Regions from separate parts of the Mus musculus genome. Here region 2 is linked to region 1. A link is a loop called in an ENCODE intact Hi-C map of the cell type or tissue named here. Cell type or tissue: left cerebral cortex. All regions are shown on one strand. Links, peaks and the distances in the headings refer to the core of each region. The heading gives the core; the rest is flanking DNA. Region 1 has its middle 110 kb from the start of Gm51794. Region 2 has its middle 150 kb from the start of Gm48750.

Evidence for each region. Hi-C counts contacts between places; a loop is a spot of excess contacts. Peaks named below come from ENCODE experiments on the same cell type or tissue, not always from the same donor. Only the 100,000 strongest peaks of a DNase experiment are listed, where the experiment ranks them.
Region 2: a loop joins it to region 1, with 11 times the contacts of the local background. A loop is called at or near these places in 2 of 42 quality-filtered maps.

What each region holds. Positions count from the first base shown.
Region 1 is chr10:9,107,713-9,120,580 of GRCm38, reverse strand. No RefSeq gene overlaps it. Among named protein-coding and RNA genes, the nearest start is that of Gm51794, 110 kb to the right of the region's middle. In left cerebral cortex, for the core only: no CTCF peak of the experiment used is centred there; DNase peaks (open chromatin) are centred at 3,861 and 6,683; H3K27ac peaks cover 299 bases.
Region 2 is chr10:9,194,880-9,207,747 of GRCm38, reverse strand. No RefSeq gene overlaps it. Among named protein-coding and RNA genes, the nearest start is that of Gm48750, 150 kb to the left of the region's middle. In left cerebral cortex, for the core only: no CTCF peak of the experiment used is centred there; DNase peaks (open chromatin) are centred at 3,459, 3,807, 4,238 and 4,619; H3K27ac peaks cover 345 bases.

The DNA of each region.
Region 1 (12,868 bases), core at 3,634-8,633:
ACATCTTCTGATGACCTTGGTAGTGGAAACACTGCTATCCCTGCAATTGGTGAAGGTTTTGGGTGACTCTTAGAACAGCATTTTATCCTCTGAAAATAGCTCACTTCATAAGGTTTATAACCTTCCATAAAACCGCAGAACATTTTATTCTTTTTTCATTAAGCCACCTTTGCAATCATTTTGGTCCCTTTATGGTCTCTTATTTAATCTGTTTTTTTCATAGACTAAAGGCAGAAAAAAAGAAGAAGAATCCATCAGTGGTCAAGATAGTAATTAGTGTAAGTTACAGCCTAATTGCTTGAAGCCCCATCTCCTGCCTCAATCTGCTTCCATCGGTGATTTTTATTAAACTTCTTAAACAATGACAAAAAAAGGAATCAACCAACCTGCACATTTTCCCAATGCAACAGCCGCAGACGTCTGTATTCTTTCCAACCAAAGCCTCGTGCCCATGGTGTGAAAACTCACTCACCAAACTCTAAGCAAAGCGGGAATTAATAAAACATCAAAAGTGTTTTATTTCCTATACTGGAAATTCCCATTTGCATAAGATCTACCACCAAATCACTTGGACAGGAATTTACTCACAAGGAAAGGACCTTCTGAAGGAAAACCCTATTCAAGCTCAAGCTTCAAAACAAACACGGGTTTTAGGTTTTGTTTTGTTTTGGGCAGGGGGTGGGGGGTGTTGGGGTTTTTTTTTTGTTTGGGTTTTGTTTTGGGGGGGTGTTTTGTTTTGTTTTGTTAGAAGAAAACACCAGCCCTACTTATTCCTGGAGGATTTTTTTTTTAATCTTTTAATTAATGACAGCCCTTGGGGCACTGAGCAATTGTTAATTAAAACAAGAAGGAAAGTAGAGGAAGCAGGCACAAATGCTAAGATGAACACATTTCCTTTTTCTCTGCAGGAGAATAGCATTACCAAGCCGGCATTCATAAATATGAATACTTTTGAAGGAAAGTATATGAAAATGTTAAAAGAGATTCTAACTTGGCATGGCACACACTGGCAGGTGCATAAATTAGCCGGGGCTCCTCTAGAATTATAAACCCCAGGGTGTCACCTTTTGTCTAATTGAGTGGTGGTAGGGCTCTCTCCGCCATGCCAGGATGGAGTGCTTCTGTGTCTGCACGGGCTTACTCTGTCAGGGGGTGGTGGCTGATCAAAGGTCTTCTAGGGATAGATTTCACTTTCATTCTAACTCTGGGCTGGCCTTCAAACTGGCAGAAGCCATCATTATAAGGTGTTTCTTAAACGCTTCCAGTTAGAAGCTATATCTGCTGCCCCTTCTATTCTTCAGCCTTGCCCTTTTCAATCAGAAAATTTTTACTTAAAAAACTAATTATTAGGTCTTTTGGTTCATCCCCTATGCTTACTTAGTCCAAGCAAGTAATGAGTGGTGGGATCATTTCAGTTCTCCCCTCCTGCTTTCCCCTGGACTCCTTATGAAGAAAGCTTTTGTCATTTTCCTGTACTCTGAAATCTACCGAACAAGCAGGGCTTTAGCTGCAAGAACTAAACCAAATGAGAAAAGAGGTAAAAATCTATCTAACATTTTATTTGGTAGGTAAGCCAAGCCAGAGCCCTATTTGGAGGTGTGTGTGTGTGTGTGTGTGTGTGTGTGTGGTGTCTGTGTATTTGTATATGTGTGTATGTTTTATATCTGTGTGTCTGTGCGTCTTATTATGTCTGTGTGTATGTGTTGTGTCTGTGCTATGTCTATCTTTGTGTGTGTCTATGTGTATGTGTTGTGTATTTGTATATGTGTGTATGTGTTGTGTCTGTGTGTATCTGAGTGTCTATGTGTATGTGCTGCATATGCACATGTCTGTGATGTGTGTGTTTCTGTGTATGTGCATGTTTCTGTATATGTGTGCGTGTCTATGTGTGTATATGCTATATCTGTGTCTATTTGTATGTTTGTATTCGTGTCTGTGTGTGTTTTAGAAACAAATAATGTCATTTCTAGGGTAGCTTTTCCCAATTTTTCTATGTCCTTCATTGCGCATAATTTTATTATCGTTCTAATCAAAATTTTTTTTTTCAAAACTAGAACTGCAGCTTAGGTCTGGGCTTCCCCCCTCTTCCTTGTGTATCCCAATCCCTTTGATGTTCTGGGTCAGAGGACATGGGGTTAGCTCCTGGGGATCAGTGTCATTTACTGAATTTCTCAGATGCCAACTAAGATCAGTAGCTAGGAGACAACTTTGGATTTCATTTGGCTGTTTGGAGTCAGACTTTATTCTTTGTCACAGATAAGATCTGGCTCCCCTGTTGCGCTGTCTCTAAAATAGCAAGCATTAGGTTAGGTAATCAGGAAGCTACAGTCTGTGAGGAAAAAAGAAAAAAAAATCCCTTCTCTCTTTAGCCAATACCTAGACAAGCACAGCTGCAGAGTAGAAAAATAATAATAGTAGTAATAATGTATTTTCTCTCTCCCTTGCTATAATGATGTCTGTTGGAAACTCCTCCAGCTCTCTCAAAAGCGGCTCCCTTCGCTCACGCGGGCGGAAAAGGAGGCTCAGTGCACAGCACAGGGTTGGGAGGGCGGGTGAGGGGCGGAGTCTTCCAGACTTCTTTTGTTTTCTTTTCCCTCAAACCTAACTGGGGCAGTTATTTACCTAATTACTTAAAAGGGAAAACTTAAAGAAAACCTTTGCTGTGTTTTTCAATGTGGATCTACCTAAAAATTGCTGTGCGAGTCCATTCATTAAAAAAAAAAAAAAAAAAAAAAGTGCTACTAGGGAGCTGATTGGACACATCCCGCCTTCCGCCTCCCGCCTCCCACCCCTTCCTGCTCTGATTGCAGGCCTTCCTTTCTGTGCTTTCGGGGTCCATCATTCATTAAATATGGTGCCTGTGCCTCTAATTGGATCCGTGAAAGCTGTAGTCCACAAAATGTCTGCATTTGGGGTTAATTCTAAAGTCTGAACACTTGCCATATTCACTGAGCCGTGGCTGTTTACAGGTGAGAATCTGAAGTCCCTCCCTAGCCCTTTGTGATCTGACCGCCAAGCACTCGTCCATTCTCCTCGGAAGCTTTTCTGTATTCTACCTACAACCATGTGGAAGAGCTCTTCACGCTCTCAGTATCTGTTCTCCAGATCCCCTCTGTACGTTGACCCATGTTTCTGTAGCCTCATCCTCCCATCTCACCGTGGCCCGCCTACTCATCTCTCAAACCCTGCTTTATACTGTCCACCAAGGTTGAAATGTGACAATTCTGATGTCCAGGTGTTGCCGTGTCACAGAATTAAGAGATGGGGGTCTGAGGATGGAGATGTAGCATAGTTGGCAGAGTGTTTGCCTATCATGCACCAAGTCCTGCGTTTCTGGGTTTGATCTACAGCACTGTAAAACCTAAACACGGTGGCAGGATCCAACATAGTCTTACTTGTCTGCATGGGGAGTTTGAAGCTAACCTGCACTATGTGAAAACTTTCTCCAAAAAAACGAAAAGAAAGAGGAGAGGGAGAGAGAAAGGAGGGATGGGGAGATGGAGAAGGAGAGGGGGAAGAAAATGAGAGTGGAAGGGAGGAAGGGAAGAAAGGAGAGACAGAGGGAGGGAGAGACAGTGGGAGGGGTGGAAGGAGGGAGGAAGAGATAGAAGAAAGAAGAGATGGAGGAAGGAAGGGAGAAAGGGCGTGGGCGGGGAGAGAGAGAATAACACAATTTAGGACATGCGTTTCCAAAAGAGTTTTACAAGGGAAGGTTAATCTCTCCTGTCCTGCCTTCTACCACAAACTGTGGATCCTGAACTGCGAGGATGGATTGCCGCCCTCCATGCAGCCTCCTCTGAGGTATTCAGCTGCACACAGCCAAGTGCAACCCGTCCCTTCTCTTTACATGTGTCCCCACCAGACTGCCACTCACTCTTTTCTACACCCACAGACGTGTGGAGAGTCTCTCATGAAACCGCAGTTGTGCACAGTTGTGCGTTCATTTCTCTGTGTCAGGCCAGCTAGAATGCCCACAGCCAGACAGGAAACAGTGTTGATCCTGAGATGTACAATGTAAAACAGCCTTAGCCCCAGTAGCACTGAAAGAAGAAAGAAAACGTTGGACTAAAGTAAATAAACAAATAAAAGTTTTTCATTTAATGAAGGAATTTTGCAAAGCTATTCAGCATGTCTTCACAAGTTCAAAGACAGATTTAAACTATGGCAAGACATATTCCAGTTGTCTGAAAAAAAATGTATCTTCAAATACAACATAGAATATTAAGGAAGTCACGTGGGCAGTGTTGACAATGAGACGAGTACACACATATCTGTCTGTGAGCTTGGGAAGAGCTTTCCATCCTCCAGCATTTCCATATATTGTGAGCATGTCAACTGATTGTTAAATGTGTCCCCATTTCTGATAATCTTTAGGATAATCTCCGAGAAGTGAATGGACAGATCAGAAGTGGTGAATATGTTGATCTTCCCAAATGTGTATTGCTGAATTGATTTTCCAAAAACCCATGTCAATATTGCCTCTTCTAATCAATTACAAAAAAGTGCTGTTATGTTTTTCAGTGTCTGGATTTAAGGTGTTTTTCTGCTTCTTAGCCACTCCTAAGTCTTAGCTATGAAATGACTGGTGGTTTTGGTTTTGGCTTTAACTGATCCTCTTCTGAAATCCTAGCGTTTCTCTTCTAAGAAAACCAATAAACCTTGGTTTCTTCTCTGGCACATTCCTTTTGACTATTACTGGATTTTTAATGTTCTTAACAAATGGAGATATGCCAGCATTTTAAATTCACACCCCACAGCACTTCAGTGTGTACATATACGGTGTTACGTTCATCTGTAATGTTACTGCCCTGCCCTATAGCCTCTTACCCATTGGATAGGAAGGCAGGGAGAGTCTTTAGGCCTTGTTTTGCATTAATTTAGTTAATTGGGTTAGCCAGTCCTTTTAAGTAACGCTTGGCATTTTGATATAAGACTTTAGTCTCTCTTGTTCCCAAACTCTACTTTGGCACCATTCCCGTTGGAGCTGTATAGGTCAAAGAGACAAGAAGTGTCGTGGCCATATGGGAAGAGCGATGTGAATCCCTATAACCACTGGGCTCTCTCACAAACTCCCCACTAGTCAAGTGTGCTGTAACTACTCTCTGTCTTACTCTCCATGGAATGAGGTTTCCAACTTCTTCCAGCTTTGGCTGAGAGATCACCACACACACACACACACACACACACACACAAACACACACACACACGCACACACACACCCCCACACACACATACACTGGGGAAGTGGTGAAATATTAGCCTGTGTGGCCTTGTCCTTCTAAGCTTTTAGAACTAGAATTTGCTGAGACGCTTTCTTCCTGCTATCTCAGGGGCAACTACCTGAAATATACTTCTGCTTCTCACACCTGCTTGAGTCTTCCTGACACATCTCTAGCTTTGTATCTTGAACTTGCAGGCAAGTCATCTTATCTAAAGATAGTCACTTTAATAAATGGTGATGCTTTTCCTCCATAGTCCGGGAAGCCACAGGCCTCATGGGTTCCAACCACCAGATGTCAATTGTGACTGAGCATATGACTTGGGCGTTAAAGTGTCTCTCTCCTGATACTTGTAGACTTGTAGGATTTTGGGTTGGTTGGTTGTTTTTGTTTGTTTGTTTGTTTGTTTGTTTTGATTTGTTTTTCTGAATTAGGGTCTCACAATGTAGCCCAGGCTGGCCACAGATTTATAGTAACCCTCCTGCCTTAGGCTCTAAGTGCTGGGATTACAGCTATATACCCCCTTTTTTCAGACTTGCTGCAGTGATCGGTCAGGTGGTTATAGCTTGAGGATCAGGCTTGTGGCTTAGCCCTCAGAAGACAGAAGTAGAAACAGGACATGAATTGTGCAAACTCAGATTTGTCTGTCTCATCTTGGCAAAATACTGTCTAGATATATGTGCTTTCAATTTTCTACATGTCTACTTACATTATGTAAGGGTTATATGTGAGCTTGACTGTGCCACAGTGGGCTGAGATATTTGTTCTTTCTCCAATGAAGGAACAAATGGATGAAATTAAGACATTAGTGCACTAATAAAGTAGATTGCCTTTTCTAATGTGAATGGACTGCATCCAACCCATTAAAAAATGATGTGAAACAAAATGTCAGCTCTCCCCCAAAAAATCCTTCTCGCTAAACAGCACTTGGATCCAAAGGGTGGTTCACCAGTTGCAAGCTCATCCTGAAGATATCAGGGCTTGCTTGTCTCTATAGTCATATGCACCAATTCCATACATGTGTACCTTTTGTTAGTTAAGAATACAGTTATGACCATGTGTGTCATGTTGCACATATGCTATGTGTATGTTGAGCAGTATGCATATTATTGTATTAACTATCCTTAGGATGTTTATAGTCTTGGTATTAGTGAGATTTCTCTAGCAAATTCTGACAAGATGCATTGTTTATTATTGGAAAGTTCTCTTCCTGACAAATATTCATTTGTAGCCTCCTTTACTATTTAGAGTCTCCAGGTCATATGGGATGCATCTGAACAAATGTTGTGAATTAGAACTTTGAGTCACTTTATTTTTTTTTTTAAACAAACAGTCTTCTCGCAGCTTTGAATGCATCCTCTTCCTTGGCTTGCACACACTCCACCTCTCCACATTCTTTTTCCCCCTTTCTTCTTCCCTTCTGCTCCTAAATATGGACATCCCATATGTCCCCGGTTCTCACTTCCCTTCTCCAGCTCCTTCCTGCAGCATCATGTGCACACTTTGCACAGTAACTGTCTCTCGTAGTAAGGACTAAATATACTGAAAAGGCAGGAGACTGTGTGAGCTACTGGCTAGACGTTTTCTCTAAGCGCTTGCCCCAATCATTTAACCTAACACACCTAAACAAGCACTACCCTCATTGTTTCCCCTTTTGCTCGAAAGCCTTAGTCTGCCTCTGCCCCTGTAGCCTAGTAATATCCTCCTGAAGCAAGCTTAGGAAGACTTGGGGTATAAGCAGAACTTACAAGGTTCTGGAAACTTCTAAAACTGGCAGATGGGCTCTCCTTATACAAGCAATAGCTATTGCTAATGAAGGGAGACTTTCCTGCCAGACACACTGTGTCTACATTATATATATAGAGAGATCCAGACATGCAGCTTATCTGAGTCCTCACCAGGGCAAGGTGGTCAGGGCAGGGGGTGGGGGGGAGGGAGCTCCAGCGACGCCTTTGAGTTACCTTTGCTCCTATAAGTAACCTATCAGCTATGCTCCTATGGGTAACTCTCCTGAACACACTGGCTACACTTGAATAGAACCAAGTCTTGGAACTATGGGCAGTGCCCTATCTCAGGTAAATACACTTTCACTTACAGAAAGCAGTTACAAAACATCTCTGTCTTACCCACCCCACTGGACACAGAAATGATGTCTTCTGCCTGTAACTTCTCACTTTCTTGCTGAGTGGAGATTAATATTTCCTTTGGTTTTTAAACAGGTAACATCTGCATTCACAACTTTGGAGCTCTTGTATTCATCTGCCCCTTGAATTCCAGCATGGTCTTTAACGCCCTTTGAAAACTAGCTCCTCTCTAGACACTTGACTTCCTGATGTTCCTCAAATCAAAGCAAATCTCATGTCTCTCTGTCTAAATTCTCATAATGCTTCATAGTTTTCCAGTAGGACTTAGACCACCTGACCTTGTGTGTTACAAATTTATAAATAACTTCTCATACTACACTTTATGCATCTCATTAGCAAAACTTCCATGCTACTCAGAATGATAAAAGATAAAGGCTGATATTCAGAAGTAGGTAGGATATCTGTGATTATTTGAATGAAAATACCTGAATGAACCTCATAGACTCATTTTCCAGTTAGTGGACTGTTTATAAAATATTAGGAGATGTGGCTTTGTTGAAGGACATGTGTCCCCCTTCCCCTCCCCCCTCTTTGACTGCTGCTTTCTGATCAAGATGTAGCTCAATGCCAACTGCCTGCCTACTGCCTGCCTACCTACTACCTGCCTGCCTAATTCCATGCTCCCTTCCATGATGGTCATAGACTCACCCTCTCAAACTATAAGCAAGCCTTCAATTAAATGCTTTCTTTTATAAGTTTTTTTGGTCATAACAATAGAACAGTCACTAAAAGATAGATAGATAGATAGATAGATAGATAGATAGATAGATAGATAGATAGATAGATGATAGATAGATAGATAGATAGATAGATAGATAGATAGATAGACATGCACATACATACATAGATTCATATATATGCAATTAAGTAAATTACCCTTTCAAACTTAAAACTACTACTTATGAACTAGGTGAATGAATTCATGATGGGCCTTTCAATGAGGCTATAACTCCTCTCCATTGCTCCCTCCTTCCCTGTATCTTCTTTCTATGAACCCAGTGAATGGCAGAGTCCATACTGAGCCCTTTTTTCTAATCTGTGTTACCAAGTACCTGAGACATTAAAATTTTCTAATGCATTTATTTTTAAAAATGAATGGGTGACTGGCTGAATGAACATATGGAAGCAATGGCAAATATATTGATATCAGACACATTGTTAAAGTATTCTCCCTTTTCCGAAGATTCTTCCTTACTGACTTTGTACAGTCACCTCCATCTTGTCCTATAACCACGCACTGTTAGACCAGAGATCTGGTCAACCTCCCAAGTGCAGGCACATGAATTTTTAATCAAGGGTTAGTACTACTTACCCTAAGCTACAATGTAAAAAGTGACTACATCTATTAAATAATAAGGATTATAGACATTTGTTGGTTGAACGGATAGCAAAACATATATAATAGATCAAGTGAAGAACCTACCCTGCTGTGTAATAGATAGGGAGTTATAATGTCCAGTGAGTCACTCGTTGCTTCATTATGACCACTAAGGAGATCTACATTTCTAATCAACTTCAATATTAATTACGTGTAACCCAAGAAGGCAAAAATGACCTAAGGAATGGTAATGTACATATGAACCCTCCTTCTTTAGTTAAGAGAGCCAAATTCCTGCAAAATGATTGCTGTCTGCCACAGCTATAAATGGACTGCTAATCAGATAGGCCCCAGGACAAGGGTAAGTGGGATAAATTCCTATTTACTGAATTAATATTACTGGATCCCAGGGTACCCTTCTCTTAGCAAGCTCTTCTGGCAGTCTGCTTTGGGATTTTTATCTGGCTCTGTTCTGAGACTGGGGATTTGGGGCCTATATTAATTTTAGATGCAATCTGTGGAGATTAGTCAGTTCTAGGAACTCTAATGTAGTAGTTGAAACCATTTTCAGGAGCAGAAGTGCTCTCTTATCTGATGCACGCTCTTCAGTATGAATTCCACCCTCACATTCTATGCTACGGATGAGCATGATTAATTCATTACCCAAGATTACAGCAGTATGCAGAAAGCTACCTGGAGGCGCTTCTTTTGGTGTGAAATATTAAAGATTCAACATTTATATCAGCATGCCTAATTCATATTCCTGAGCCTGTGGGCTGAGAGAGGAACTTAGACATATGCAGTTTATCTCCTTTTTTTAACCACAAGTTTGTTAAAATGTTTAAGAGTATTATTGCTGATTATTGCTTTAACTACCTTGTTTAAAAGAACAAGGATAGGTCCATCCAGGAAAAGCTGAAACACAAGATATAAAAGCCAGTGTGTCTCATCTCTTAGGAAAAAAAAATGGTTAAGAGTGAGTTTTGACAATAGTCTACATTGGGTTACCAAAATGATGATAGCAATTAAAGGATTTCCTGGAAACGGGAATGGCTAATCCTATATGATTCTAATAACTAAAAAATAAATTTCAGAATGAGTAAGCAAGGAATACTCTTTCTTGTCAGTCATTTGCTGAGAAAGGTTGTAAAGTTTGATCATGTGACCAATGGATGTGTGTGTGTGTGTGTGTGTGTGTGTGTGTGTGTGTGTGTGTGCGCGCGCGCGCGCGTGCATGTGTGTGTATATGTATATAGCTTTTACGTGTGTATATGGTTGTGGGGGGAGGTGTGGGGGTGTAGTATGCATGTATGTTTGTGTTCATGGGCACAGATATTTGGCTAGATTGATACTGAGAGTCTTTCTCAGCCACTCTCCACCTGAGGCATTCATTGAGGAAGGTCTCTCAATTCACCCCAGAGCTCAGCAATATGTCTAGTCTGGCTAGCCAGCTTGCTCCAGGATCTCCTATCCCTCCTTCTAAGCACTGAAGTGACAGGGACCCTGCCACACCCACCTGACATTTACAGTGTCTTAGTTAGGGCTTCGTTGCTGTGAAAAGACACCATGACCAAGACAACTCTGATCAAAAAAGAACAAAAAATTTTCACTGGGGCTGGCTTACAGGTTCAGAGGCTCTGTCCATTATTATCATGGTGGGAAGCATGGCAGCATTTGGGAAGACATGGTGCTGGAGAAGGAACTGAGAGTTTTACATCTTGATTCAAAGGCATCCAGAAGGGGACTGTATTCCACAGGCAGCCAAGAGAAGGGTCTCTTATGCATTGGGTGGAGCTTGAGCCTAAGAGATATCAAAGCCCACCCACACTGTGAAACACTTCCTTCAACAACACCATGCCTATTCCAAGAAGGCCACACCTACTAATAGTGCCACTTCCCACGGGCCAAGCATATTCAAACCACCACCCACAGGTTCTTGGGATAGAGACTCTAGTTCTCATGGTTACACAGCATTAGGAAGAATTTATCTGTGCATATATGTTATCAGATGAGCATGGCCATGGAGTTATCACGCCAGCCCTAGAATGTATTTTGATGTCTAGCTTTATGTAAGAATGCAATTGAAATTTAGCCCCACTCCAAGTAAAATAACAATGTTATATAGGAAAACTTAATTTAGCTGTGAAAACTTTCCAAATTCTGTCCTTTATATAAGTGTGTGCTAAAGGGGGCCTGGGTTGCTGAGCTGACTTTTTGAGTGGCCAATGTGATCAAAATGGTCATTTGCTTTCTGTTGCTGTGATAAAGGAACTTGGTGAGGAGAGTTACCATCTATTGTTGACACATGTCAGTGCAGGAACTCCAGGAGGTAGGAAGCTGAGGCAGAAACCCTAGAGGAATCCTTCTTACTGGGTTGTTCACTTGTTTATCTCAGCTAGCTTTCTCACAGGCTAATCTGATGGAGGAAGCACCCCAGTTGAGACTCCCTCAGAAAGTTCTGGGCTGTTGACAACTAAAGTTAACCAGGAGAACACTCTTATTATCACCTTTAAATGAGCATAAAGGAATATAATTAAGTATGTAATGTTGTCCTCTCCTTCTTAAAAACTAGGAAAGATACATAAGGAGAAACTTATAAAATATATTTACCAGTACTGATAACAGCTTTAACAAACATTTATTTCTAGATCCATTCAAGAAAGAGAACCATGCCGGTCTCTACCAGTAAACACATGGTCTTATTACCAAGTTACCCAAAGATCTGTTAAAGCTGGATAAGATATGAGAGTGTCCATCCAAAGTTCATGTCCTGCAAATGACATCCTCAGCGTGATGATATTGAGAAAGTTGAACCTCAAAGAGTTGGGACCTATCTGAAGGTAGCCAGGTCGCAGAGTTCGGCCCTTGAGAATGGGTTGATGCTGTCTCTGTTTTTTTTATTAGATATTTTCTTTATTTACACTTCAAATGTTATTCCCTTTTCTGGTTTCCCCTCCGAAAACCCCCCATCCCCTCCCCCTCCCCCCTGCTCATCAACCCACCTACTCCTGCTTTCCTGTCCTGGCATTCCCTTACACTGGGGCATTGAGCCTTCACAGCACTAAGGGCCTCTCCTCCTTGATGTCCAACAAGGCCTGATTGATGTCTAATGGCGCTGGCTAGGACTTCGAGTACTATATTAAATAGGTAGGGAGAGAGTGGGCAGCCTTGTCTGCTCCCTGATTTTAGTGGAATTGCTTCAAGTTTCTCTCCCTAACGTTTGATGTTCACTACTGGTTTGCTGCATATTGTTTTTACTGTGTTTAGGTGCGGGCCTTGAATTCCTGATCTTTCCAAGTCTTTTAACATGAAGGGGTGATGAATTTTGTCAAATGCTTTTTCAGTATCTAATGAAATGATCATGTGGCTTTTAAATTTGAGCTTGTTTATGTAGTGGATAACACTGATCAATTTCTCTATATTGAACCATCTCTTCATCCCTGGGATAAAACCTACTTGATCATGGTGAATGGTTGTTTTGACCTGATCTTGGATTCAGTTGGCAAGAATTTTATTGAGTTTTTTACATTGATATTAATAAGGGAAATTGGTCTGAAGGTCTCTTTCTTTGTTTGGTCTTTGTGTGGTTTATCAATATAATTGTGGCGTCATAGAATGAATTGGGTAGTGTTCCTTCTGTTTCTATTTTGTGGAATAGTTTGAAGAGTGTTGGTATTAGTTCTTCTTTGAAGGTCTGATAGAATTCTGCACTAAACCATCTGATCCTGGGCTTTGGTTGGGAGACTTTTAATGACTGCTTCTATTTCTTTAGGGGTTATGGGACTGTGCAGATGGTTTATCTGATGCTGATCTAAATTTGGTATTTGGTATCTGTCTAGAAAATTGTCCATTTCATCCAGATTTTCTAGTTGTGTTGAATATAGGCTTTTATAGTAGGATCTGATGATATTTTGAATTTCCTCAGTTTCTGTTGATATATCTCCCTTTTCATTTCTGATTTTGTTAATTTGAATACTGTCTCTGTGCCCTCTGGTTAGTCTGGCTAAGATTTTATCTATCTTGTTGATTTTCTCAAAGAACCAACTCCTGGTCTGATTGATTTTCTGTATAGTTCTTTTTGTTTCTACTTGGTTGATTTCAACCATGAGTTTGATTATTTCATGCCACCTATTCCTCTTGGGTGTGTTTGCTTCTTTTTGTTCTAGAGCTTTCAGGTGTGCTATTAA
Region 2 (12,868 bases), core at 2,546-7,545, 88 kb before region 1:
CACCATGCTATTTTGCCAGGGTGCTTTATCACAGCAGAAAGAAGGAAACACTTTTCACTGCACCGTCTTTCTTGACAGAGAAACAGAGCCTTTGTTGAAAGCTGATTTGTAGAGTCACCTTATGCATGGAAGCTTATCCTTGAAAACTGTATGGTGGCCTCCACCCATAGGAAGCTTTGGATATAGCTAGTGGCATAGTGCATAGATAGCTCCTATAATGTTCAGCCTTTTATCCACAGGACCATCTTTGTGGGAAGGGGAAGAAAAACACACAGACTGTCTCGTTTCTGGTTTCCAAAGTAGCTACTTATCTCCAAGTCCTTCTAGGAACAGTAGTTGCACTTGGCCTATGTTCCATGTGAGCGGAAGATTCCTCAGCATGCTGCTTGCAAAGGTCAGCTGCAAAGCCCACCATGCTTTGGCTATGGAAGGGATGTCAGGATTTACTAACTGCAGAAAACTGAGACCAGCTTGAAGCGAATTCAAGCTGTATTCATTGATGTCAAATCTACTGCATCCCTCTGGTGGCCTGACGGTTCTTATCGTCTGCCATCAAATGAGAATCCTTGACAGCAGACCTTGAAAAATGGTTCTGGAATCGAAACCTTGATGAACCACCATGATATCTTTCTGCTTTCTGCCATAGAAGGTGCTCCTTCCAGGGTACCTAGAACCAGCACTTTATTGACAGCATATTTCTTGGAACAGCTGGTCCTTGGATTTTTTTGTTTTTGTTTTTTTCTTTTTGGTTTGTTTGCATTTTCTTTTTTTTGTTGTTTTTGGATTTTTTTTACACAATCCCTATGAATTTATAAATGCTTCAAAACAAAAAACAAACAAACAAACAAACAAACGAGACTCCCACCTGTAACTTTAATTTTTTTCAAACCTTATTTTTAATGTTAGTTCTTAAAAGCTTTAACCTCCCCTGTAACCCATCACCCACCAGAAGTAGTGGAAAAGAAAGGATACAGGGAATTGGACCTGTTTAGAAAGGTTCTTTGGAGCAACTTCTATCTGTGTTGCTAGAAATTGTCAGTTCAGTTCACAAGTTAGCAGACAGCAGCAGCTCCATCCACTTGAAAACACTTCACAGATATACCGGCAGTCCAGTTTGGTAGAGTCAGGTTAGCAACAGTGGGGACAGGACCTAGCAGAGACAGCCAGGCCTCTGCTCAGGTCAGCAGGAAGGACCTGGAGGGACATCAGGAGAAGTTCTCAGCTGTGGTACTCTTATATATGTGGAGATCATCGAAGACACAAGACCGACAAGCATTGTACAGCTAGCTGAACTAGCAAGCCAAGCTCTGTCTCTGTCTCTGTCTCTGTCTCTGTCTCTGTCTCTGTCTCTGTCTCTGTCTCTGTCACGGAGTCCTATTTATAGCCTCCAAACATCACATGTCCTCCATGGGCCTTGTCTCACCACATGCATCCAATCAGCCCAAGTTCGATGAGTCTCAACAAATGAAGCTCAGATACACAATATAAGATGGATCAATACATTTGTGTTGTTAGCAAAGAATCCTTCATCACATGTCCTTTCATGTGCTTGCTTTAGCAGAACATCCTTTTTCTTGTGTCTGCTTCAGTGAAACGTTCCTTCACGAGTCTGCCTTAGCCTTTCACCTGTGTCCACTTCAGGAAAATACTCCTTCACGTGTTTGCCCCAGCAAGTCACCATCCAACACAACTGACGCTCGAAAGAACCCCGTTTCCACTTTACTCACCTACACACAGGTTGCCTGCTATAATCTATCCACAGCTCAGAAGGAAGAAAGAACTCTCCCAGTAATATATGACCTTACAACTTAAAAAGCAATAATTTTATTTTCTTACTACAATTTTCCATCTCTAGTTTCTAAACTTATATCCTGCTCAGAGTTATGGGAGAATGGGTGGATTTAAGTCCATATGGTTAATAAGTCTGGACCCCTGCTTTACTGACACCAGGGAAACATTTTAGTAAGATGCTGGGACATGATGAATATAAAGGTTCTTCTCTCATTATGAACCATGAAGACTTCAGGCTCTCAGTTGTGAACAAATCCATCACTGGTTTTGATTATTAATGTTTAATGCAACTGTGCATTATTCTCCTGGAAACCTATGTAGTAGTGTGTCCTCTGATGATAGTGCTAAGAGAAAACATTATAAATTTAAGACCGGGAGAAGTATAAATCACCCATAAATGCTGGCCAGCTTTTAGAAGGTCACAGAAAGACATTGCCTCATATTTTTTTCATTGTTGGTTGAAGATTTAGCCAAACAAGCTCTTGTTGACCTTAATGAATGTAATGCCCCCTTTGGTGCTATAGAAATCTCAATATTAGGTATTGGGGAGCACTGTACAGTCTCTGCAGACGCCAGGCTGCAGCTGTTTTCCACATACTTATGATGCTACTTTTTGTACTCTGCGGTGTCTTCTTTGTCCTGACTGTCAAGTTACTGCAGTGTTTCCTCTTTAATTCAGAACTTTGTCTAAGTGAGGCAAAGTGTCAAGCTTTTCTCTTTCTCAGTCCTGCCCTGGTATTAACTGTGCTCAGGAGCACACTATGTGGCCTGAGATCGTGAGGAATGTCCCAGCTTTTCAAGTAGTAGGAATATAGGCTTGATCTACATTGCCATCCATTCGCCTTGGATAAACTATACAAGGACATTTCTATAACCTCTCCAATGGCCACAGCACAGTCCAGGTGTTAAAAAGTCAGCTAATTATAGCATCCAGAGAATTTTTTTTTAAATATGCACTATTTTAAGTGTGTGTGTGTGTGTGTGTGTGTGTGTGTGTGTGTGTGTGTGTGTGTTATATCTTTTCGTCTCGTGAGTGTTTGCATGCCTATGAAGGAATCCGTGAAGGAGGCCAGACATGCTGTCAGATTCTCTGGTAGCTTGAGTTACAAGTGGTCATAAGCCACCTGACATGGGTGCTCAGATCCAAACTCAGGTCCGCTGTAAAAGTGGTAAGTGCTTTTACCTACTGACCAAGGTATTTGGCCTCATACAGTGAATTTTCACTTCAAATATTACAGAGACAAATTCAAGCTTTGCTGACATTACTCTTCTTGGTCTGAGAAAAAGACCACTTAATATATTCTAAGACCTAGCATAAGAAAACTTGGAGAACATCGACTAACTTTAGGGCTAGCTATAAATAGTCTTGGTTGAAGAAGATGAGTTTTGAACGAGATTTAAACAGACTAAATTCTAAGTTAAAAAAAAAACAAATTGTTTAAAGAATCCTACTTCTTAAATGAAACTAAAATGAAATATGATAATTGTTATTAAGATCTCTTTTATTCTATGAGTAGATCACTCGTGCTATGAAAAGCCTAACAGTTCTAGAATAACTCAGGCAATAATCGGGAAGGAAGCCATCACTCAGGATTGCCAATCCAGTACCTCTTATGCATGGAACTACAAGAGAGGAGCTGCCAGAGGCTCCATCCCAGCCTCTAGCTGGTCTGACACCCACGCTTCTGCTTTCCCAGGCCTGCCACACAGATGGCTCCGTTCTGTACGCTTTTTTTAATGGAAGACATTGCTATCCCCTGTGGCTCATTTGAGCCTTAAAGAATTTTGTTTTATTTGCGATGAGATAAACTGACCGTCTTGTCTTTTATATGACCCCACCTCGCAACACACACATAATCTTTCTCTCTTGTTCCCAGTAAAGCACATCACAAATATTTTATAGGAGGGATAGCTTGTTTTTAAATCCACTGAAATGAACACATGAATGTGAAATCAACTTAAATTCTGTAGAAAATTATTCAAAATATTCAAATATATTCCTAATTTCAAGAGGTGGGAATCACCTACTCTATGAAGCTTTTTGCCCACAGAAATAACTTAACTCGTAGTATATCACAGGATAGTGTAAGTTACATATGGTTTAATCCAGGCAGGCTTGTAGAATACAGTAATGCAAAGGTATGAAGCTGAAGCTATTTTGAAGTCTTGATAATGCTTCTAGACTGGATACTGTCTATTGTCAGTGTGTGTGTGTGTGTGTGTGTGTGTGTGTGTGTGTGTGTGTACACATGTGCACGCGCACACAATAGGTGAAGTACATTGAAAGAGAAAGCAGCCACACTGTGTGCCGTTATGATGAGAAGGCTTGTCTTATTTCTTGGGATCCTAAAGATAGGTGCACACTCTGGCCAGCCGCTCCTCCTCTGCAGCAGAAGGTCTGTCATTTTCACCGTGTTCATTCATTCATGTAATTTCCTTTTTGGCATGATCATGTAGAACAGTCAGCCAATTCCTCACTGTTACCTCCTAGAATAGTTCCTGATTGTAGTTTTCCAGAAGAAAAACAAAGCATACACAAAATGCCCCACCTGGGATGCTTATCCCAAGTCACTTTGATCCAGTCTGAGGGATCCTCAAGAGAATCTTGCATAATTACCCTTTGCTATGCGCTAGTCACAGACCCCATGTGAAATGAAACTGGAAAGTCATTTCCTCCTTGAATTTCTTTGCTCCTGGGGCACTCTATTTTAAACTTTTTTTTTTTTTTTTTAGTTAGACGGCCTATTTCAGGGGTTTCTAAAATTCCACTTCTTGGAGTGTCTGGTGATTTTCAGGACACAGAGACACAGCTATAAAGCTCAATGAACACAGAGAATTCTGCAAACATCCCTGCAGATTCCACTGACTCATCAAAGACCTCCTGAGTGCCTGGCCAGCCCAGTTCTTTCTAACTGGGCTGCTGTTTAAAAGAGGCCTGTGTGTCCACTGGAGACTAACACAAAGCTATCCCCATGCTGTCTCCCTGAAGCCTTACTTGAACTTGAAGACAAGACCAATGAAAAAGCTCTTCCCTGGCTCTTTGGATCATCTACGCAATGATGCCCTTCATGCTTGCTACCTGCAACTTGCTTTCCTCTCCTTCTGGAACTGCTTTGAATAGCAAGCCCTCTGCCACAGGCATCTCCATGAGGTTAAGACAGGGTAACCTGCTTAACAAGTATTTCATTAGAGAGAATTGAAAAGGTAGACTGAGAAATTCCAGGAAAAGTTTGTTATACGATTTTTAAATGCTTTAGAATAAGGCCACAATACCCCGCTTTAAAAAAGATCGGTCCTTTGTGGATGATGTTATTAGTGAAGTCCTTGAAGCAAGCGGTGGGAAATGGCTTTTTCATTACTTCAAAGGCAATATTAAAGGACCATGAAATTCAAAGCTCCTGGTTTTATCACAGACATTTTTATGTCTGGATTTAAACATTTTCCTACTTGGCATGCCTCTAACAACCGTAGTTTTATAGGACAGAGCTGCTATAATTGGCCTGGATCAATTATTAAGGGGTAGGCATCAATTAAGCGTATATATAAATGGAGGATATTCACATCAGATAAGAAGAAAGCATGATTATGATTAAATGTGTAAAATGTATAATATGTGTTGAGAGTCCACTTTAAACCTATCAAGAGGATGGAATGGGATTATTTGTTGGAATATAAACTGTCACAAAAATATTCTTCTGCCTCTCTACCCTCCTACTCCATGTCACTGAGCGCCTCTCTACCCTCCTACTCCATGTCACTGAGCATAAGTAAAATGTTTCACACATATTTTTCATGATTCTAATGTGATCGTAGGGGAGTTTTACGTAGATTATCAGGCTGAGGACGTATCATTGGGAAGAGAAACACAGAGAAAACAACACCATAACAACAGGCATCAGTTTATCTGCGCCCACAGAGCTCGCCATTTTGTTCCTGGATTTTCTGATGTGCTGTTGCTATGGTTTATGTGCTTTATAGATATGGTTTATGTGTTTATAGAAGCACCTGCTTCTATGAGGGTGTTCCCCAACCCACCCACTCACTCCTGTCTTCCTGCCCTAGCATCCCCCTACACTGGGATATCAAGCATTCACAGAACCAAGGGCCTCTTCTCCCATTGATGCCCTACAAAGCAATCCTCTGTTAATATGTGGCTAGAGCCATGGGTTCCCCCCTCCTGCCATGTGTACTCTTTGGTTGATGGTTTAGTCCCTGGAAGCTCTGGTGGGGGGGGGGGGGCATCTGGTTGGTTGATGTTGTTGTTCTTCCTATGAGGTTACAAACCCTTTCAGCTCCTTCAGTCTATTCTCTAACTCCTCCATTGGGGACCACATGCTCTGTCCAATGGTTGGCTTCCAGCATCTGCCTCTGTACTTGTCAGGCTTTGACAGAGCCTCTCAGGAGTCAGCTTTATTAGACTCCTGTCAACAAGCATTCCATGATAGTGTCTGGGTTTGGTGACTGAATATCAGATGGACCCCAGGTGGGGTGGTCTCTGGATGGCCTTTCCTTCAGACTGCTCCAGACTTTGTCTCAGTATTTGTTCCCATGAGTATTTTGTTCCCCCATCTAAGAAGGACAGAACCATCCACACTTTGGTCTTCCTTCTTCTTGAGCTTCATGTGGTCAGTGAATTATATCTTGGGTTCCGAGTTTTGAGGCTAAAATCCACTTATCAGCAAGTGCATACCATATGTGTTCTTTGTGATTGGGTTACTTCACTCAAGATGATATTTTCTAGTTCCATCCAAATTTATGTAAGAATTTTATAAGGTCATTGTTTTTAATGGCTGAGTAGTACTCCATTGTGTAAATGTACCACATTTTCTGTATCCATTGCTCTGTTGAGGGACATCTGGATTCTTTCCAGCTTCTTGCTATTATAAATAAGTCTGCTATGAAAATAGTAGAGCATGTGTCCTTGTTATATGTTGGATTATCTTTTAGGTATATGCCCAGGAGTGGTATAGCTAGGTCCTCAACTAGTACTATTTTCCGATTTTCTGAGAAGCCACCAAACTGATTTCCAGAGTGGTTGTCCCAGCTTGCAATCCCACTAACAATGGAGGAGTGTTTCTCTTTCTCCACGTCCTCACCAGCATCTGCTGTCACCTAAGTTTTTGATCTTAGCCATTCTGGCTGGCATGAGGTAGAATCTCAGGGTTGTTTTGATTTGCATTTCCCTGATGACTAAGGATGTTGAACATTTATTTAAATGCTTCTCAGCCATTCAATATTCCTCAGTTGAGAATTCTTTGTTTAGCTCTCTACCCCATTTTTAATAGTGTTATTTGATTGTCTTGAGTCTAACTTCTTGAGTTCTTTGTATATATTGGATATTAACCCTCTATCGGTTGTAAGATTAGTAAAGATCTTTTCCCATTTTGTCCTATTGACAGTGTCCTTTGCCTCACAGAAGCTTTGTAATTTTATGAGGTCCCATTTGTTTATTGTTGATCTTAGAACATAAGCCATTGGTGTTCAGCTCAGGAAAATTTCCCCTGTGCCCATATGTTTGAGGTTCTTTGGCACTTTCTCTTCTTTTAGATTCAGTGTATCTGTTTTTTTTTGTTTGTTTGTTTGTTTGTTTTTTGTTTTTTGTTTTGTTTTGTTTTTTTGTGGAGGTCCTTGATCCACTTAGATTGAGCTTTGTACAAGGAGATAAGAACGGATTGATTTGCATTCTTCTACATGCTGACTGCCAATTGAACCAGTACCATTTGTTGAAAATGCTGTCTTTTTCCCACTGGATGGTTTTAGCTCCTTTGTCAAAGATCAAGTGACCATAGATGTGTGGGTTCATTTCTGGTCTTCAATTTTATTCCATTGATCTTCCTGGACTAACACATCTTATAAGGACACCATTTAATTGGGGCTAGCTTACAAGTTCAGAGGTACAGTCCATTATCATCAAGGCAGGCACATGGCAGCATCCAGGCAGGCATGGTGCAGAAGGAGCTGAGAGTTCTACATGTTCATCTGAAGACTGCTAGCAGAATACTGGCTTCCAGGCAGCTAGGATGAGAGTCTTATAACCCATACCCACAGTGACACAACTACTCCAACAGGGCCACACCTTCTAATCCTGTCACTCTCTGAGCCAAGTATATACAAACCATCACATATTCATTACATTAGAAATATAAAAAGTATAAAACCAAGGGCCAGCAAGGTAGCTCAGTGGGTAAGTGTGTTTGCCCTCAGGAGTGACTACCTAAATTCAATCTCCAGGAACTACACTGAGGAAGCAGAGAACTGATTCCCTCAAGCTGTCCTGAGACCTCACACACAACCATGATGGCAGAAACACACCGTCATGTGTGTGTGTGTGTCATGTGTGTGTGTTCAAAACTTAAAGAACCACATAGCTTTTTAAGCTTTTACCTTTCTTACTCTCTAGCCTTCTTTCTCTCTCTCTCTTTCCCCCTCTCTCCATGTGGCCATGGCTGGCCTCCCCCTCTCTCTTTCTACCATCTCTCTTTTCCCCTGCCTTTCTACAATAAAGCTCTAAAACCAAAAAAGAAAAAAAAAAAGAACCACATAAAACCCATTTAATATAAAATGTGTTTAACTTTATTTTATTTTATTTTATTTTTATTTTTTTTGGATTTTATCTTGCTATTTTCCTTTTATTGTTTTTTTTTTTTTTTTTGGTGGTTTTTTTTTTTTTTTTTTTTTTTAGTTTTGCCTACTCCAACTCTCTAGCTTTTCTAATTGTTTTTTTTTCTTTTCCATTTTTATTAGGTATTTAGCTCATTTACATTTCCAATGCTATACCAAAAGTCCCCCATAGCCACCCACCCCCACTCCCCTACCCACCCACTCCCCCTTTTTGGCCCTGGCGTTCCCCTGTACTGGGGCATATAAAGTTTGCGTGTCCAATGGGCCTCTCTTTCCAGTGATGGCCGACTAGGCCATCTTTTAATACATGTGCAGCTAGAGTCAAGAGCTCCGGGGTACTGGTTAGTTCATAATGTTGTTCCACCTATAGGGTTGCAGATCCCTTTAGCTCCTTGGGTACTTTCTCTAGCTCCTCCATTGGGAGCCCTGTGATCCATCCATTAGCTGACTGTGAGCATCCACTTCTGTGTTTGCTAGGCCCCGGCATAGTCTCACAAGAGACAGCTACATCTGGGTCCTTTCGATAAAATCTTGCTAGTGTATGCAATGGTGTCAGCGTTTAGATGCTGATTATGGGGTGGATCCCTGGATATGGCAGTCTCTACATGGTCCATCCTTTCATCTCAGCTCCAAACTTTGTCTCTGTAACTCCTTCCATGGGTGTTTTGTTCCCAATTCTAAGGAGGGGCATAGTGTCCACACTTCAGTCTTCATTCTTCTTGAGTTTCATGTGTTTAGCAAACTGTATCTTATATCTTGGGTATCCTAGGTTTGGGGCTAATATCCACTTATCAGTGAGTACATATTGTGTGAGTTCCTTTGTGAATGTGTTACCTCACTCAGGATGATGCCCTCCAGGTCCATCCATTTGGCTAGGAATTTCATAAATTCATTCTTTTTAATAGCTGAGTAGTACTCCATTGTGTAGATGTACCACATTTTCTGTATCCATTCCTCTGTTGAGGGGCATCTGGGTTCTTTCCAGCTTCTGGCTATTATAAATAAGGCTGCTATGAACATAGTGGAGCATGTGTCCTTCTTATCAGTTGGGGCATCTTCTGGATATATGCCCAGGAGAGGTATTGCTGGATCCTCCGGTAGTACTATGTCCAATTTTCTGAGGAACTGCCAGACTGATTTCCAGAGTGGTTGTACAAGCCTGCAATCCCACCAACAATGGAGGAGTGTTCCTCTTTCTCCACATCCTGAAGTGTGGACACTATGCCCCTCCTTAGAATTGGGAACAAAACACCCATGGAAGGAGTTACAGAGACAAAGTTTGGAGCTGAGATGAAAGGATGGACCATCTAGAGACTGCCATATCCAGGGATCCACCCCATAATCAGCTTCCAAACGCTGACACCATTGCATACACTAGCAAGATTTTATCGAAAGGACCCAGATGTAGCTGTCTCTTGTGAGACTATGCCGGGGCCTAGCAAACACAGAAGTGGATGCTCACAGTCAGCTAATGGATGGATCACAGGGCTCCCAATGGAGGAGCTAGAGAAAGTACCCAAGGAGCTAAAGGGATCTGCAACCCTATAGGTGGAACAACATTATGAACTAACCAGTACCCCGGAGCTCTTGACTCTAGCTGCGTATGTATCAAAAGATGGTCTAGTTGGCCATCACTGGAAAGAGAGGCCCATTGGACACGCAAACTTTATATGCCCCAGTACAGGGGAACGCCAGGGCCAAAAAGGGGGAGTGGGCGGGTAGGGGAGTGGGGGGGGAGGGTATGGGGGACTTTTGGGATAGCATTGAAAATGTAATTGAGGAAAATATGTAATAAAAAAAAGAAAAAAAAAGAAAATATTCAGTAAAAAAAATAAGTTAGTAAAAAAAAAATAAAATAAGATGTATTAATTTTATTATCCAGATAATTCTCTGGGTTAAAATAAAAAATTATTTATTTATTAAAAAAAAGAAAAAAAAAGAAAACCTCTAAAATGTTAAAATCTATTAAGTCTAAAATCCTATCTACATAGCCAGAGAAATGAGGAAAGATCTTCCCTTCGTCTATCCATAGTTATCAAAAGATGGCCTAGTCGGCCATCACTGGAAAGAGAGGCCCATTGGACACGCAAACTTTATATGCCCCAGTACAGGGGAACGTCAGGGCCAAAAAGGGGGAGTGGGCGGGTAGGGGAGTGGGGGTGGGTGGGTATGGGGGACTTTTGGTATAGCATTGGAAATGTAAATGAGCTAAATACCTAATAAACAATGGAAAAAAAAAAAGAAGTTAAAATGTTACAAAATAGCAGGCCATGTGACTACATGTTATACCTCACAATAATGTCCAAAGTGCCAGTCAAGAGTGTAGCCCTTTGTGACTGAGTAGGATGAGTTGTAGCTTCTACTGAAGTCTTTTAAGAGAGAGATATGCTTGGCTAGAAATGAACCAATCAGGAAAGAGAGGAAAAAAAGACACTATGACTTTTCTAAGAGAAGTTTCCCTACCAGTAGCTTTCCTTCCTAAATGAAAACTGGTTTTCTGGTGACTGACAGGTTGAAAATGTAGAGCCTAAAGAAAGTGGAGCAAAAGCAGAGAGGTGGGAGCTGTCTCAAGGGTAGAGCTGCAGCTGGAGGGATATGCTACTTCACCTTTTCTAGTAATGAAGGTTCTCCAAGATTTTCAAACCAAGAATTTGTCCGTTGTTCATCCTTAAGCTAACATCCAAGTCCATATAGATCCTTAAAGTAATACAGGTCCAGGTGGAGAATTCTCTCAAATGTCTGTCATAAAGCAAAGACAGCATAGAGGAGATCCATTTAGATGCTAGGACTATGGCCTACAGAAGAGCCCACTAACTCGTTCCCTCTTCATGCTGGGTGAGGACCACTCTCTACACCTGTCTGGCAGAGAAGGGAATGTGCTGTGATCCAATGACCACTCCATGATGCTTCTTGTTCTTTTCACTTAAATTTTTTTTTTTACTTAGGCATTGTATTCTGTTATAAATGTGCTTCCTTAAAACATTTTGATGCTTGTGGATAAATATACACTTTCCTCATATTTCCCTCCCTTAACTCCAGTCCCCAGCCACTGGTCGCTTTTCCTATTTCTCAGCTACAATCCTTACAATCCTCCATTATTCATTCTCTCTCTCTCTCTCTCTCTCTCTCTCTCTCTCTCCTTCTTTCTCTCTTTCTCTCTCTCTCTCTCTCTCTCTGTATGTTTGTGTGTCTGTGTGCATGTGTTTTGTGTCATCTCACATATGTGATAAAGCATGATAATTTATCTTTCTGAATTTGTCATCCTTTGTTTAACATGATGACATTCAGGTTAAATCCATCTTCCCTTAAAAGACACAGTTTTATTTTGTTTTATTTTATTGCTTGTAGCAGAAAAAGATTCTGGTATATGCATCTCCAAAATTTTCTTTATCCACAAGCCTATCAGTGAACATCTAGGTTGAATCCAGAGCTGTTATAAATAGTATGACAGGTGTGTTTATGCAAGTGTCTTTGTAGTTAACGTTAGACATATTCCTAGAAGTGATGTGAGTTGTTGAAACTTTTAATCCCAATTCAGGGTTTCTACCATACCTTTGACCATTTAGCTCCAAGAGAAAAGATACATACAACCTTTATATTTACAATAAGCATTAAACAGCAGAAGAACTGTGCAGATATTTAATATCTAATAGCAGATATCCTCTATGCTATTACAATCTACTTTTCTATTGATAACCCTGAGTTATTATTTACTATTTTTCATCTGGGCTGCTCTTAACTCCATTTGGCCAGCCCCCGGGGCCATGTTTTCATGATTTAGCTAACCCATGGTAGCTTCCTCTCCATTCACCTCTCTTCTTCTTCTTCTTCTTCTTCTTCTTCTTCTTCTTCTTCTTCTTCTTCTTCTTCTTCTTCTTCTTCTTCTTCTTCTTCTGCTTCTTCTTCTTCTTCTTCTTCTTCTTCTTCTTCTTCTTCTTCTTCTTCTTCTTCTTCTTCTTCTTCTTTCCTTCGCATCCTTCTCCTCCTCCTCCTTCTTTCTTTCCTTCTTCTTCTTCTTTCTTCTTCTTCTTCTTCTTCTTCTTCTTATTATTATTATTATTATTATTATTATGCATTCTCCTCCTCCTCCTTCTTCCCCCAATCCCAGGAATTCTAAACCCTACCTATATATCAATCAGAAATAACTTAGGGGCAAGATTGCATAGTATCTCTTGGGTCTATGTGTGGACTCTCTCTTCTCTGGGTCAACCAGGTCTAGAGGCCCACACTTAGCATTGTACTACACAGCAAAAGACCAAACCTCAGCAGATGCAGGTGGAACATATGGCAGATCTACACTTAGGTTTTGTTTTGTTTTTAGGAACCTCATACTGGTTTTCCTCCTGGCTGCATTAACTTACATTCACAAAATCAATGTGTATCAGTTTGCTGTGTACCAGTTTCCTCTGTGACAGAACCCTCCATCTTGGATGAAGTTTAATTAAGACATGGGGTA